Linked DNA regions of Mus musculus: region 2 is linked to region 1. The links are chromatin loops, found by intact Hi-C in ENCODE. Cell type or tissue: heart. All regions are shown on one strand.

What was found. Peaks named below come from ENCODE experiments on the same cell type or tissue, not always from the same donor. Only the 100,000 strongest peaks of a DNase experiment are listed, where the experiment ranks them.
Region 2: a loop joins it to region 1, with 2.6 times the contacts of the local background. A loop is called at or near these places in 4 of 42 quality-filtered maps.

Annotation. Positions count from the first base shown.
Region 1 is chr15:76,065,113-76,073,112 of GRCm38, forward strand. Scrib (scribbled planar cell polarity) reads right to left here and starts at 4,672. Exons shown (of 36, transcript NM_001310543.1): 1 at 4,117-4,672; 2 at 2,549-2,666; 3 at 2,365-2,443; 4 at 2,178-2,267; 5 at 2,033-2,089; 6 at 1,882-1,945; 7 at 1,708-1,782; 8 at 1,498-1,642; 9 at 978-1,096; 10 at 38-237. The coding sequence starts at 4,275. It overlaps Puf60 (poly-U binding splicing factor 60), which reads right to left. Exons shown (of 12, transcript NM_028364.2): 6 at 7,295-7,456; 7 at 7,121-7,213; 8 at 6,628-6,841; 9 at 6,354-6,544; 10 at 6,070-6,205; 11 at 5,637-5,872; 12 at 5,070-5,515. The coding sequence ends at 5,216. In heart, no CTCF peak of the experiment used is centred here; DNase peaks (open chromatin) are centred at 4,719, 5,749 and 7,688; H3K4me3 peaks cover 2,717 bases; H3K27ac peaks cover 1,851 bases.
Region 2 is chr15:75,939,606-75,947,605 of GRCm38, forward strand. It overlaps Zfp623 (zinc finger protein 623), which reads left to right and starts at 1,347. Exons shown (of 2, transcript NM_030199.3): 1 at 1,347-1,554; 2 at 7,518-8,000. The coding sequence starts at 7,592. In heart, CTCF peaks have their summits at 1,259 and 4,907 (motif pointing right); a DNase peak (open chromatin) is centred at 1,356; H3K4me3 peaks cover 2,245 bases; H3K27ac peaks cover 1,501 bases.

The DNA of each region.
Region 1 (8,000 bases):
ATGCCACCTGGGCCCCAGGGGTCACACAGACACTCACCGGTTCCCAGCCACATCAAGCACGTGCAGCTCAGCGGTATGGGCAAGCTCAGGAGGGAGGACAGCCAGGCGATTGTCTCTCAAAGAGAGGACACTAAGGGCCACACAGCCTCCGATTTCAGGAGGCAGCACCTCAAGATGGTTCCGGTCCACATTGAGGTTAGTCAGCTTGGTCAGCTTGCCCAGCGAGTGGGGTAAGGCCTGCCGGGCAAAGGAAGGGTCTCAGGCTGAGAGAAACCCCTGATTATTAGGAGGAAAAGGGAGGCCTTGGGAAAGTAAAGGTCTCCCTTAAGGTAAACTCCATAGCTATCAGGGTTCCCCACAGCCCAAAGGAACTATGGTTAGGGGATCTAGACATAGAACCAGTTGGCACCCTCCTCCACCTCTCCCCCTTAAGGACAGCATACATCCTGCCAGGCTCCCTGACACCCTAGACTGTTCTCTCTGGCCCTCACCCATAGCCACCCAGCTCAATCTACCAAGGCCACGTTTCTGTGCCTCCTCCACTACTCACGGTACCTGCTACTCACACCTGCTGCTCGTTTCCTCATCACCCTCTTCTCTCACTACCATGACTGTGAGTACCCCACAGACAGGAAAGTTGCTCGCTACTGTCTCTCAGCCTGAGACTCACACTAGCACAGACATCTCTAGTCTGGCCCTAGCACTCTGCTCACCCTATTTGTATGAAGCACACGTGCTTCTGTCCAATTTGCCTTTGTCTTCTTTCCAGTCTTAAGCCCAGACTGCATGTCCGAAACAACACACGGGCTCTTTAACCCCTACAGGGTCCAGTGGATCCGAGGCAATCTCATATGCCAAGAGTGCCCTAGCAAGCACCTCCCTTGGGATAAGCCACCAGCAGCACATGCCACTCCCATCAGGTGCACTGACCGCGCTCATCACACCCTGAGAGGCTCGGTGCCTCGGGGCTGCCCTACCGTTAACAGGTTCTCCGTGAGGATCAGCTCCGAGAGGTTCTCACAGTCCCCTATGGCCTCAGTGACCTCACACAGCCGGTTCTGGTCCACCTTCAGGATAGACAGCTGCTTCAGCTGACCTGGCATCAAGGAGACATGGTGACTAGACCGAAATCAGGTCAAAGGCACTTGAGCATGTAGGTCCTCCGAACGGCCATAGCCTGGTCCCACATTTCAGTGACAGTGGGCTTCTCTGGGTCTCCAAGATTTCTTATGCTCCCCATACCCGGCCCCACCCTTCTTACTGCAGACTCAGCTTCCGAGACTCTTCCCCACCCCTGACCCTTGGAAACCTACATCCCAATTCTTTCATAACAAACTGCCCTGACGCCTGAGTGCTAACTGGATGAATGGGTATCTGATCTTGGCCTTCGCTTACTGCACCTGCCCTCTTTGGACACCTCTAACCTGGGTTAAGTCAGATCCTAGCCCAAGCCCCTCTTTGGCACCTCACAAGGTCACTGATGATTGGCACACTGACCGATGCCCTCTGGCAGCCGCTGAAGCAAGTTCTGGGAAAGCAGCAGATCCGTGAGCAGTGCCAGCCCACCCAACTCCACAGGCAGCTCCTCCAGCCTGTTCTCTGACACATCCAGGCACACCAGCCGCCGCAGATTGCCTAGCTCCTGCAGACAGACAAAAGGTCAAAGGGCAGCAGGTAGGGGATAAAGCCAGTCCCACCCTCACTTACCGGGGGCAGCGCTGACAGTTGGTTTCGGTCTAACCATAGCTCCCGAAGGTTAGGCAGAGCCCCCAGGGTGTCAGGCTGCAAGAATGGACAAAGACAGGAGAAAGCAGTGTGACACCCAGGAGCAGCAGCTGCCCCACAGCACACCCTTGCTTCCCCAGGCAGCCCTCACTGCACCAGCACTTCCAGGTCGTTGCCTCCCAGATCCAGCTGTTCCAGCTTCACCAGGAAAGACAGGGACCTGTACAGAAGACAACATCTGCATGTGGCCACTCAGGCCACGCCCCAGGGTAGCTCTACCTCTGCTGGGTGGAGGCCCCAAACTTACGCAGGGAGAGATTTAAGCAGGTTCTCCCGGAGTTCCAGGGTCACCAGATTGGCCAGGCTGAAAGAGACCAAGGACCAGGGCTGAGGAAGGCAGAACCAAGACAAGCACTGCCTATACCCAGATCCACTCATCAAGGGGCACTCACTTGCCCACATCTCCAGGCAGTGCCTGCAGGGACACGTCATTCAGGGCCAGGTGAGCCAGGCTGCGTAGCTGTGTGAAGCCATCCGGAAGTCTGGAGAAACAAAGCAACACAGGCCTCAGATACGCATGGAAGAGCTCTAGACCCTGCCGTGGCCAAGAGCCAACCCGCACTGTGGGCTAACACTTACCTAGACAGGGGGTTCCCACTGAAGTCTGCAATCTCCAGAGCCTTACAGAACTTTATGCTCTCAGGTATCTCAGGAATATCTGTGTTTGGAGAGGGTGCCGTGAGGATGGCACGCCTCAGGAGCTCCCAGGAGCCCCTATGCTCCCCCCTATGTTCACGGAGTGCCACCCGCCCTCCCCCCCTACCGTTCCGGGACACATCTAGCTCCACCAGCTGCATGAAGTTGGCCACTTCAGGAGGCAGCCGCTGGATCTCGTTGTCACTGAGGCCCAACTTTCTCAAGTTCAACAGTCGGAAGAAGGGCTGTGGGCAGAAGATGTGATCAGGGGAACAGGCTCTATAGCCAAAGCCCTATGGGTATGGGAGAGTTTCCAAACCAGGAGGATCATGGCCACAGGGTCCTGGACCTCTTTGTATCCCAGGTCACACAAGGTTCTGCGGCTCTAGCCATGATACCCAGTGTGCTGAAAAACCAGACAAAGAAGCCTGCAAAACACACCCCTGCCCACCTGATGCCTGGTCTCCCTTGTGTCATTTGTCACATGTACCACTGCTGTTCTGCAATGATACTCTGCAACTGCTGAGGGGGACTCTCCTAAGATACTGTCAGACCTACGCTCTCATTTCTCGGTGGAAAGCCCACCTCTCACTATTACCCAGATGTCACCCAGATAACATGCCCCAGGCAAGACATCAGCAGCTCCCAAATGGATAGCCCCTGCCCTCTGCCCTATGGGTCAGTCACTCTCAGTATCCTACCTACTATCCAAACTACCTCTTCTAAAGGAGTTTGGAGCTCTTCAGGAACCCCAACAATGAACAGCAAGAGCTTAACAAAGAGAGAACAACAATAAAAACACCAGAGAGCACTGGGGTGGGTTGTGGGTGGTGCACATCTTTAGTACCCACAGAGGCAGGTGGATCTCTGAGTTCTAGGACAGCCAGAATGAATTCCAGGATAACCAGGGTTACGAAGGGGAAACCCTGTCTCAAGAAACAGAACAAAAAAAAAAAAGCAATAACAACAACAGGCACCAGAGAGAAACACAAGTGCAAAATGTCCAAGATTCACACACGGATACCATAAAGGTCTATGAAGAACACCCGCAACGCCACCAGCCGGCAAGAATATCAGACCACTGAGTCCCCTATCTCAGAAAAGTAAGTCCTACATAACCTGCCTCCTTTGGCCTTCCTTCTAGTGTGGCCTCAGAACAACAACAACAAAAAAAACCCCAAACAAACCCGACAGGAAGGAACACAGACAGTGAAAGGTGGGCTCTCCGCTGAGCGATGACAGAATAGATCTGACACTGCAAGTATCTTAGGAGAGTCCCACTCAGCACTGCAAACCTCTCCTCCCAAAACGAAGGCAGAACACAGTGCAAGAAAACCAACTTCCTACCCTTAAAGTAGCCCAACTAGCTTTAACAGTTGCTAACCCGGGTCGGTCTCGCACCCTGGACCCATCCTCCTCCTGTGCTCTCATGGGCTTCTCTGTTGGCTCCCCTTTTAGGTTCAGTATCTACTTAGTCCCCAGACAGGTTGCCACCAGGTGCCAACACCGGCGGCTGGAGGAGGGTGGGGCTGGCTGGGGCGGGGCTCTGACCAGTAGGAACCTGCAGGGCCGGCTGGAGGTTGCGGTGCCCAGCTCGGGCAGCGCCTGCTGAGATCTCGCTCCAGCCGGCTGCCCCAGAAGTCATACACCACCCCGAGAACTGAGCGCGGGGCAGCAGGTGCGGCGGCCGCTCACCTTAGGTAGCTCGCGCAGCTGGTTGGCGTCGAGGAGCAGCTCCTCGAGGCTACGACTGTAGCGGTAAATCTCCTCTGGCACAACCTGCAGCGAGCAGTGCCGCTTATCCACCGACTCCACGTGCCGGTTACAACGCCAGAGCGGGATGCACTTCAGCATGATGCGGGCGGGCAGTGAGCGCGGGCTCGGGAGGCGCTCGGCGGGCTCGGGCCGGGGGGCGGGGCTCGGCCCGCATGAGCGCCGAGCGCGGGCGGAGCGGCGCGCGCGGGGGTGGGGCGGGCAGCCGGGTCCCGGACTGTGGCCGGGGTCGGCGCTCGGCTCGGCCCGCGTTCAATACGAGCTGTAGGCTCCGACGGCGGCACACAGCTGGCAGCACGGCCTGACCCGGCAGCGCTTTCTTAGGCGCTGGGGGCGCGGCGGCGGCTCCGCATCCCGCCCGGCCTGCTCACCTAGCAGCTCATCCGCCCGCAGCACCGCAGCCGGAACCGCCGCCGCTGCCCGCGACAACCGCCCAGCCGCGCAGCCCGCCGGGAAGCCTAGGCCCGCCCTCTCTGCTCAAAACTACAGCTCCCAAAGGGCCACGCGGCGTGGCGTCTCCGACGACCCGTAGCGGTCTCGCGCGGGGCATGTCGGGATTTCCGGCCTCGCTCTGGCGTAACCCATACTAGCAGGTGTAACAACTCAGATGCCCGCCCGCCCACAAAATGCTCTCTTGGTCCTGGATCCTACAGATCTCAGGGCCAGACAGCTCTCAGAGCTATCCACGTGAGCAAGGCTGCAAGCCAGCACTCCCCACAAAGGAAGATAAAGCAAGGCCTGTCCACCCCGGTCCCTCCTGTTCACCCCTGCACAGCAGGCTGAACGCCCTCCTTGTCCCTGGTGCCTTGGAACCCTGATAAGACATTCCACACACAACCAGCTTGGGTCACAGGACCAATTTCAGACACAGGGACTTCAGGGCCAGTGGTATCTGCATCTTTATGTACACTACAGGGTGGGTTGGGCAGAGTGCCTGGTCCCAGGGACACACCACGGTTAACACTTTACAAAACCCAAAGGAAGGAAGGGGCAAGTGCAAGTCCAGGAAATGAGGCCAAAGTCACGCGGAGAGGTCGCTGTTATCAAAACGCTCCTGGTCATACACTTCAGCCACCACCTTGCGACCACCAAACCAGCGCCCATTGAGGGCCTGGATGGCCTTGTGAGTCTCTGAGGCCATGGAGAATTCCACAAAAATCTTGACGATGATTTCTGCATCTTCCTCTTCGCCCTGTTTTTCTTGATAGATAATGACCCGGTTCACAGCACCAAATTTGCCACACTCCTCTGTCACCTCTCCCTCCAGGTCGTCATCGATGTCCTTGGGGTCCACCATGTTTCGGAGAACCATCACTGTAGACTGTAGGAAAGACAATTGACTGCTGTGACTGTGGGAAAGACACCTGAATGCTGCGACCTATCACCCACTACTTCACATTCATACCGCCGAGAGCGGGCCTGGCACGAGCCCACCTACTTACCTCCTGTTTTCTGAGTAGCTTTTGCATGACCATGTGGCGAGCACTGCTGCCCGAGATGCTCATGTGCTCCTGCTCACTCAACATCTCTGGCCGTTCTGACTCAGGAAACAGCTCCTCCTCTTCCTTCTCCTTCTTGGGCTCCAACAGACCCAACGTTGGCGGGCTGGCGAGAATGGGGTTCACTACTCCCACAGAGGGGATGGTGACCGGAATAGGAGGGCGGGCTGGTGTCACACCTGCAGCAAAACCAACCGAGTTTAATAGCCACACATACACTCTCCTGTTTGGGAAAGAGTAAAGAGATGGTTGGCGATAGCCAGCCTGTCCTGGATTCAAGGGATTACACCGAAGTAAGTATGGGTTGGGAAGCTGAAGACAGACCCTAGAGGAGAGGGGAAAGGAATGGAAGAGAACCTGATCAACTCAGACTCACCTGTGATGACTCCAGGGGCCTGGGCAGCCATGACAGCCTGGGGTAGGGCCCCTAAGGGCTGGGCCAGTGTCAGTGCTGGGGACACTAGTCCTGGTGTGGCTAAAGTACCCAGCACTGCTGCTCCAGCCACTGCTTCCTGCAACCAAAAGACAAGCAGAGTCAGTTTCTAGTCTGTTCTCACAGTCAGTTCTTTGTTCCCACCCAAACCATCTAAGAGCCAGTTCCCAAAGGCTGAGTGGGTCTGTCCACCCACTGTCCACACTCATCACTGCACCAGCTCTCACCTGAGCTGTAATCTTGGCCGTGGCTGCAGCTGCGGCCACAGCAGCAGCAGGCGGGAGACCTCCAGGCGTGGCAGGTGTTAGCAGGGGCATGGGGGGTGTGACGGCCTTGCCCACCCTCAAGTACTGGCCACCCAGATCAAAGAGGTTCATGGAGGACACAGCATCCTGGGACGACTGGGCCTTCTCATATTCTGCAGGGCAGGATGAGCAGTGAGAAAAGCCAGCCCCAGTAAGAGGCGGGCTCCCTCTTCTCCTTGGCCCTTCCCAAACTCACCGATAAAACCATAGCCCTTGTGCTTGCCAGTTGTGGGGTCCCGGGCCAGCGTACAAGACTTGATCTTGCCAAAGGCTTCAAATACACTCTTGATGTCATCATCAGACAGGTCTTGATGTACAGAGGCCACATATATTCGGTTGAAAGCCCTAGCTTCCTCAGCCAGCTGATCTATGATGGGTTGGGCTTGTCCAATGTTGCTGGGTCTTCCCACCTGAAGAAGGTCAAGAAGAAACATCAGCCTAGGCCTGTGGTGACTGCTTGTATGTATGTAACTTCACGGAACAATTATTCTAGGTCCAAGACCAAACTTTTTTTCTTTTTTTGGTTTTTCAAGACAGGGTTTCTCTGTCTAGCCCTGGCTGTCCTGGAACTCACTTGTAGACCAGGCTGGCCTCAAACTCAGAAATCCGCCTGCCTCTGCCTCCCAAGTGCTGAGATTAAAGGCGTGTGCCACCACTGCCCGGCTAAGACCAAACTTTCTTGTCCTTACCTTGATGTTCCTGCCCCCAAGCATCACAGAGTTCATCTGCTCCAAAGCGAGCTGCGCAGCTTCTGGGACCTCGTACTCCACGAAGGCAAAGCCCTGAATACAGGAAGGTGTTAGAAGGCAAGGAAAGCAGACAGAGGGCAAGCTAGAGCCCCAGGGTAGCTCTCATCTGCTTACCTTATGCTTCATGGTAACGGAGTCCCAGGACATATCAATGCTCTTGATGGGGCCAAAGGGAGCAAAGGCCTGGCGAATAGTGTCTTCTCCCAGCTCATAGTAGATGGAGCCCACATAGACCCGGCACATGATAGCCAGTGCCCGCTGCCGTTGAGCTGCCATCTGCAGCAGGACAGAAGGAGAGAGCCACTGGCTTGTCAGGAAAGTGGGAGACTCAGCAACCCTCTCCCATCCTGGCCCACCCGCCCAGCTCTGCCGTGGGAAGGACTCCCCACGCAGCAGTGAGGTGCAGGCTGGGCCCTTGCAGCCAGGGTTTAGGGGTCAGCAGGACCCCACCCCAAGGAAGGCCAGGCCCAACGGCAGGACATGGAAGTACCCAGCCCGCCCAGGTCCCAGACAGACTTTGGCAGCAGAGCTGACGGGTGGTCAGAAGGCAAGGCTGAATGACCTGTAATCCAGCCCACTTCTGTAGTCTGGAGGCCAGGTACCTGGGCTGGGCTGGGAGATCCTCCCACTAGTCCAGCCAAGTATTGGGACAGAAGAGGGAAGGAGGAGCTGTCCAAGCCAGACACACCTACTGGCATGGAGGCCAGAAGAGAGGGTGGCAGAAGACAGGGCAGCCACTGCCCAGAAGAGATCCCAGGGAAGGAATTTGGGAGCCCAGAAAGGGGCTCTCTGGAGAGAACAAGGAGCAAGTGCTCATGCA
Region 2 (8,000 bases), 130 kb before region 1:
GGTGGAACAACAATATGAACTAAGCAGTACCCCGGAGCTCTTGTCTCTAGCTGCATATGTATCAAAAGATGGCCTAGTCGGCCATCACTGCAAAGAGAGGCCCATTGGACTTGCAAACTTTATATGCCCCAGTACAGGGGAATGCCAGGGCCAAAAAGGGGGAGTGGGTGGGTAGGGGAGTGGGGGGGGGTATGGGGACTTTTGGTATAGCATTGGAAATGTAAATGAGCTAAATACCTAATAAAAAATGGAAAAAAAAAGATTCTGGGATTCAGGTTAGCTGAGGCTGAAGAATCAGCTGTAATGAACAAGATACCAGGACTACTAAAGTGAAACCTTTGCTTTGCTGTGATACTCGATGCTGGTCAGCTACAGCTGAAGAATTAGTAGTGATTAAGAAGAAACTAGCATCATTGAGGTAAAAACTTTCTAAGTATTTCCTAAGAGCTACACAGAAGCTGTGTTCCAGAAGCAGCCAAGGTTGTCCCTCATGCTGGCAGCTGAACTTGGTAGCATAAGAGTCACCCAGGTGGTACTTACTGGTTTTGAAGACATGAACAGTTCATGGAGGGCAGCTGAGGCTTGGCACTGTGCAGTTTCAGTGGCAGATTTTTTAAAAACAGGATATAAAATATAGAGATAAACCCACACAATTTTTTTTTTTTTTTTGTTAAGACCTAGATGACTCTTAAGGTTGTACCTTCCACGAGGCTGAAGAGATTCCTTGGGGTTAAGATCAAGCAGTTGGTTGGTGCTCTTCCAAAGGATCCTGGTTTGATTTCCAGCACCCACATGGCAGCTAAGAACTGTGTCTATAATCCCATTTCCAGGAGAATATAATGCCCTCTTCTGGCCTCCAGGAGCACCAAGCACACATATGGTGAACAGACATACACACATGCAAAACACTAAAACACACAATAAAATAAAGTTCTGCCTCCATCAGTGAGTGAGCTTGGCATTCTAGGCTCACACCTGACTTTGCAAAGTTGTAAAATAAACTGCCTCGATTTCACTACTCTGAGTCTCCAGTGGTTTATTACAAAGATGTTGTGTCATAGGCACAGCGGCTCAAAGTTGTCTTTCCACCATAGGCATACACACATAAGATAATGATAAAGATGTTCTAAACGCTCAAAGCTAAAACCAAAAGCTACATACAGAACCATCACTAACAACCAACAAGAAATCTTTACTAAAAGCTCTCTAAAGAGCCTGCCTTTCCCAGCTCTTCCAGGGAAGTCTGACGACATCTACTGCCTAGCTTCGCCGCTAATCCCACACCCACGTGCGCAAACAGGGCTCTCAGCCACCGCGTCTGCGCACTGGGTCCTCCGGCTGACCGCAGGAATCTGGCCCGGAAGTCTGTGACAGGGAGACGGCCCCGGCCCCCATTCTTATCCTAGAGTGCCTACGGATGTCCTCCGGGCGGAGCCTCGGGCAGTTTCCGGCCGGGGCGTGCGGCAGCGGTGCGGGCTTTGTGGCCGCCCGGGGTTACCCGCCTGGATGCTGCTCGGCTTGGTTCCGCGCCGTCCTCTCGCCGCCGAGCTCCGGGTGAGTGAGGCGGAGCGGCTCGCGCGGGTGGGCGGGCTCGTGACCGGCGGGGCTCAGCGAGTTGGTTGGTGTCCCGGGCCGGCTGCACTTCGCTTTGGCCTCTGTCCGTAGCTCCTCGCTTGGTTCGGGCCGGAGCCTTGCGTCTCCTCGCCGAGCTGCGGGCGGTAGATGCATGGACCGATCGTCCGCAGACATCGAGGCCCTCGAGGGTTGCACACTCGGCCTCGGCGCCTGCAGGTCGGGCCCCCGGATGGCTGCTTGAAGGCTAAGCCGCTCAGGTGATGGAATGCAGGTGCGCGCCACGCTGCTCTTCGGCTTGGACCTTGCCCTCCTGCCTTCTGCCTTCCCTCAGTCCTTTCGGCCTCTGTCCGAGGGGATGCAGTGCAGGCACCCCAGTGCTTCAGGGGTTGAAGATAATATGTGTGTTGGACAGAATCAGCTCCGTATGTCATGAAGGAGGATTCTTAGGTGGGGTGAGGTGTCATACAAGCTGTTCTATTCCATGAAGTGTCTGAGTCAACGTCTATGACATCTCTGTGATAATGCCAGGGACATTTAGTCCTCTTTGCACCCGGCCCCACCGTGGTCCAGGAGTCCCCAGGGCTTGAGTGCTATGCTAGAGGTTTCCCGGGATATTAGCAGAAGAACAGTTCTAAACTCAAGTAGTTTTCCAGGTGGAGAGCTGATATTCACAATCGCCCTGTGCTCTTCTAGACATCGTTCCTTTGAGACCCATTACAATGAAAGAAACAAATGTCTTCTGATCACGAAGAAATCAGACTCCCCATGCCCCTCGCGCGCGCGCGCGCACACACACACACACACACACACACACACACACACAAACAAACATATACACATCAAGTTTTAAGGCAGAGAGCAGACCTTTGTTCCTGTCACGGATGTGGCATTGTATCTGTTTTAATACTTGGCATAATGATGGCATTCTTTTTTCATATGGGAGGTATAGAGAAACCTCACAAGCCAACACATGCAGCTATGGACACTCCTGGAGCCTTGGGGGTGGATTTCTGGTTCTGGAATGCGTTGGAGGATGATATAGAGAGAGGGTAGACCTGGGAAAGTACCCCCACTCCCCTACAAGACTTATGGTCTGATCTGGAAGTGGACGGGATGCCAGAGAAGCAGTGGGCTAGAACAAAGTGGTGTCTCTGAAGTAAATCACAGAGCCCTCTGACTGCTCTGTTGGCTTATGGAAAATGGCTGCTAAAAGGCCCTGGGCTTGTTAGGAAAAGAAGACTGTTTGTGTCAGCAGGATCCTTGTATGTAGGGGCTAGAGGTAGAGGTTGGAATAGGAGTCCTAAGAGAGCAGCCAGTCACTCGCTCTATTCTTTTTGACCTCAAATAGCATGCCTTGCACACACAGCACCCAGCTACCTCCACAGCTGCAGTGGCACATCCACAGGTTGTCAGGGACACCATGTCGAGGCCCGCCCGCCTGGTTATTCCCAAGGCTGCAGAGATGCAAGCTTTCCTGCTCCTGTTTTTCTTTATGTGTATGGGTGTCTAATGTTGGTTTTTATTCTCCTGATGGAATTGTTGTCTCTAAGGTTTACTGCCTCCATCTCCTAGCTTGCTAGTCCTGGAAGCTTCTAGCCTCTGTCCAATCTAATCTAGGCCTAAACTTGTTTTCAGCCCCTGAGACTTGCTGCTGAATAAGCTCATCCCTTCTGGTTCTTTCTGGAATCTTCTGGCTGGTTTAACTCAGCTGTTCTGTATCAAACTTGTCTCCCAGCTGACTCACTCAGTCTGGCTTCTGAATTGCTCTGCTTGGCCTCCAACTAAGTCTGGTACTCTGTTCTAATCTTCTGGCTCGTTCTCTCCTCAAACTGTCTGTAAAACTGCCTCTCTTCTTTCTCTAGACTGCGGGCCCCTTAAGTGGCTTCCCTTTCTTTTCTCTTCTAGTAAGAGTTGGTATATCCTGTTCTGTCAAATCTTTCTTGATTTGTCACCTTGTCCGCCTCTCAATCAGACATCACTTCCAAACATGGGTGCTTCCTTGTACAAACTATCTTTGCCTTCATTGTTTGGGATTAAAAGTGTGAACTAAGGGTGTGTCTGTAGTCCAGCCAGAAGGATTAAAGGTGTGTGCTAAGGGCTGAGCTAACAGTATCTTGGTGTTCACTGTGTGATCCTATCTTGCAGCATGGGTGTTTTGCCTGCTTGTTAGTCTGTCCATCATGTGTGTACCTGGTACCCTCAGAAGCCAGAAGAGGGCGTTGTATCCCCTAGAATTTGCGTTACAGAGTTGTGAGCGGCTATGGGGTTCTGGGGAACTTGAACCCGGGTGCTCTGGAAGAGTAGTCAGTGCTTTTAACTGCTCAGCCATCTCTAGCTGCCGAGTTGTAAGAGTCACCGAGAGGCACACATGATTCTAAGCTCTTCTTGTAAACAGCTGCAGGCTTGTGTCCAGGTAGCGTAGTCATTCTAAGTCTGATATAAGGGGCTGAGGTGCAGCTCACTGGTAGAGCACTTGCTTAGCATGCATAATATCCCGAGTTCCATCCTTAGCACTCCATAAAATAATAAAAGTCAGAAGGTATCGGTGGTTTCTAAAACGTGAGCGTATGCAGGTCCTTGCCAAACCCTGTGGCTGGCTGGGTTGCCTTGAACTTCCTTATACTGAATGCCAGTGAGACTCTGGTGCCACGGGCTGGCAGCACTGCCTTGCTGTAGCTTTAGGGGTTCTGAAGCTTCAGGCTTGCATGGAGCAGAGCAGAGCACTGGCCCCTGAGAACAGCCAGCTCTTAGAAGGGGTGATGGGAAAGGTTGAGCTCAAGTGTTGTCTTGGTTAGGGTTTCACACTGTGAACAGACACCATGACCAAGGTAACTTTTGTAAGGGACAATATTTAACTGGGGCTGGCTTACAGGTTCAAAGGTTCAGCCCATTATCATCAGGGTGGGAGCATCTAGGCAGGTATGCAGGAGCTGAGAGTTTTCTGTCTTGTCCCAAAGGCAAATAGGAGAAGAGTACTATCTTCCAGGCAGCTAGAACAAGGGTCTCTTAAAGCCCACCCCCACGGTGACACACTTCCTCCACAAGGCCACACACACCTCCTAATAGTGCCACTCCCTGGCCAAGCATATTCACCACAACTGTCTAGTAAGTGACTCAAGTGTTCCTGCTAATTCACCTACATACTTGGGGAAGAATGGTGGTAGGAGGGGATTGGAGAGCCTTGAAGGTTTTAAAATAGAAAGTCACCATTTCATTTATGCTTTGAAAGGGTCAGCCTGCTGGCTTTGTAGAAAGGCCGTGGAGGAGGAGAGTGTGAAGACAGGTTAGAAGACTGTCACCCTGGTGCCTTGAGAGACACCAGTAGAGGGAGCATTGAGGTTCTGAGACAGGAGCAGGGTGCAGGATAATGGCCTGGCCTACAGGTCAGAGAGCGCATAATAATACATAATACATAATAAATAATATCTTTTTTTTAAAAAAAAAGTAACAGAGGAGAGGAGATGTAAGATAAACTCAGTGACCATTGAGTGTCATTGTGGAGAGGAGAGACAGTAACTGGAGAGGAACTAGAACTTGGGAAGTTAGCTTGGTATTCATGTTCTTTGAGATAGGAAATTGGGACGTTCCCCAGAGTGCTTGAGACTAGATAAGTGTACCATTTAGTTGTTTGTTTTTCTTTTTTAAGATTTATTTATTATTATATCTATGTACACTGTAGCTGTCTTCAGACTTACCAGAAGAGGGCATCAGATCCCATTACAGATGGTTATGAGCCACCGTGTGGTTGCTGGGATTTGAACTCAGGACCTTTGGAAGAGCAGTCAGTGCTCTTACCCGCCCCATCTCTCCAGCCCCCCATTTAGTTTTTTAAAGTGAGATGCTGATGCTCCACCTACAGGATGTCAAAGGCCTCTTGTTCCCTACTGTGTCACTTCCAGCTTGCTTTCCCCAGTTAGTGGAAGAACTCGCATTACTGTGTGCTGACTTGGAATGGCAGGCTAGAGGAGCAGAGAGGTTTTTATCTCAAGAGGGAGGGCGCGGTGGCTTGATGAGATGGGATGGGAGAAGGCCTAGAGCAAGTGGAGGTGAGGACCTTCTTCAGGTTAAGTACAGCTTGATTCCTGAAACCAGAGGGAGGAAGGCTGATGGGAACGCAGGTCAGTGGTGGAAGTGGCCATTCCTGTCTCCCTGCCTTTCCTCTCACTGAAGTAAGGGTTAAGGGGTAGGAAAAAACATTAGATATTTTAAATGCTTATTTTATGCATATGAGTGTTTTACCTCTGTGTGTCTGTGTGTGTTCGTGTGTGTCTGTGTGTGTGTGTGTGTGTACCACATGTGGTCCTGGTGCCCACAGAGGTCAGAATGTGGCATCAGATCCCCTGGAGTCACAGACAGTTGTGAGCTCCCATCGGTTTGTGGGCTGGGAACCTGGGTCCTCTATGAGAACAGCAAGTACCCTCAACCTCTGAGCTGTCTCTAGAGCTCTAGTGATGGATTAAAAAGAAGAGTTGGGTGAGTATAGAACATGGCTGACACACCCTTAGGGTGTCAGAGCTGTCAGTGTAGAGAGCAAGAGTTCAGACAGATCCAAAACAGGTGGGATCTAGCCAGAGCTGGTCTCACACAGGTGATGGGAAGAAAAGGGCAGGTAAGGTGCAGGAAAGGATTCTTTTTTTTTTTTTTAAAGATTTGTTTGTTTATTTATTTATTTATTTATTTAGTAAGTACACTGTAGCTGTCTTCAGACACTCCAGAAGAGGGTGTCAGATCTCCTTACAGATGGTTTTGAGCTGGGATTTGAACTCAGGACCTTTGGAAAAGCAGTCAGTGCTCTTAACCGCTGAGTCATCTCACCAGTCCATGCAGGAAAGGATTCTATACCAGTTCCTCACTGCAGGTACTGAAATCAAAGAATGCTTGAGTTTCTCAGAATGTTGTAGTTGCCAGAGTGATGGCACACACCTTTAATCTCAGCACTGGGGAGGCAGAAGTAGGTGGATCTTCGTGAGTTTGAGACCAGCTTGGTCCATATTGTGTGTTCTAAGCCAGCCAGTGCCACAGAGTGAGACCCTGCCTTAAGGAGAAAATGTGTAATGTTTGTATGCTCTCTATCTACTTACAGCTTTCTGTCCTTTAAATCATCTCGTTACTTATCACACCTAATACATTGTGACAAGTAGGTAAGTATGTTGTTTTCAAGGAATAATGGCCCTTCCCCGAAAAAGGGACACGTTCATGTTTGGTACAAATGTAGGGGTTTTGTGTGTGTGTGTGTTTGCTTGATTTTGTTAATTTCTTATCTGAGGTGGGCTAACTTTTGGGTATAGAGCCCAACCATTTATGGGGGCTAAGTAGATATAAAGTGAGAACATTGTGCCAGTGAGGCTAGGACAGGAACTGCCCGCATCACTCCAATCATTAAGGGATTTCACAGAGGGAACCAGATTATAAGGCCACTGAAAGAGGGAGAGGTTAGAAGTGTGGAGATTCTAACTGGGTTCTTGGCTTCAGGCTCAGTCACTATAGGTCAGAAATGCTGCTAGCACTGAGGCCCTGAATGCTACAAATAGCCTAAAGGGAGATGCATTCTGGGTAGGGACAAGATAAAGATCACACGATGCAGAATGTGAATGAGGGTGGTGGGCAGTCGGAGTGATAGAGTTTATTTGAGTGATCTTGGAATTACATGTCTTGGTTTTTAAGTAGAGTCCTGACTATATCCCTATCCCTCTGTCACCCACACAGGACACAAGTTAGAAGAGTGCTGTGTAGCACAGCCTATTTGTCCTAAGGTTGGCCATATCACAGGTCGGGCCGCAGGAAGCCTTCCCATGTGGGTGGCTGATTGGGGCTGGTAACAGTGAAGGTCAGAAGTGTGGGCAGAGGAGGTGCTTCCTCTCTGTCGGATGGTAGTTTAACTCCACACCTTCGGCCCGTTCTCGTTACCAAAGGGGAAAGACCAGCTTCTTTTCTCATTTCAGATTCTCCTGTAGGGAGCCAGTGGCAAGAAGGGGATCCGGAAGCCTGAATTTCTGGGGATGAAAATTCACATAAGATGATGTCAGACGAACTCACAGTGCTGGAGCCCTCTGCCTCTGAGTCTCGGGAATTTCATGAAGACAGATTGGCGCAGCTGTTGGGGAACCCAGACAAGCAGAGCTTGGAGAGTCCCTCCTCTCAGGACGGGGGCTTCACTCAGATGACAGTGACCCACTGGAAGATTCAAACAGGAGACACAGCCCAAACGTGCAGTAAGTCAGGAAGAAACCCCATTCTCAATTCAAACCTTCTTATACTTCAGAGAGAACTCATAGATGCGGAGGCCCGTTCCTGTGGTGGTGGTGGCAAAGGCTTCCCATTTAATTCAGATGTAGTTCCGCATCAGATCTCGCACACGGGGGAGAAGCCTTACAAATGTGATCATTGTGGGAAAGGCTTCAGTCAGACCTCCCTCCTCACTGAAC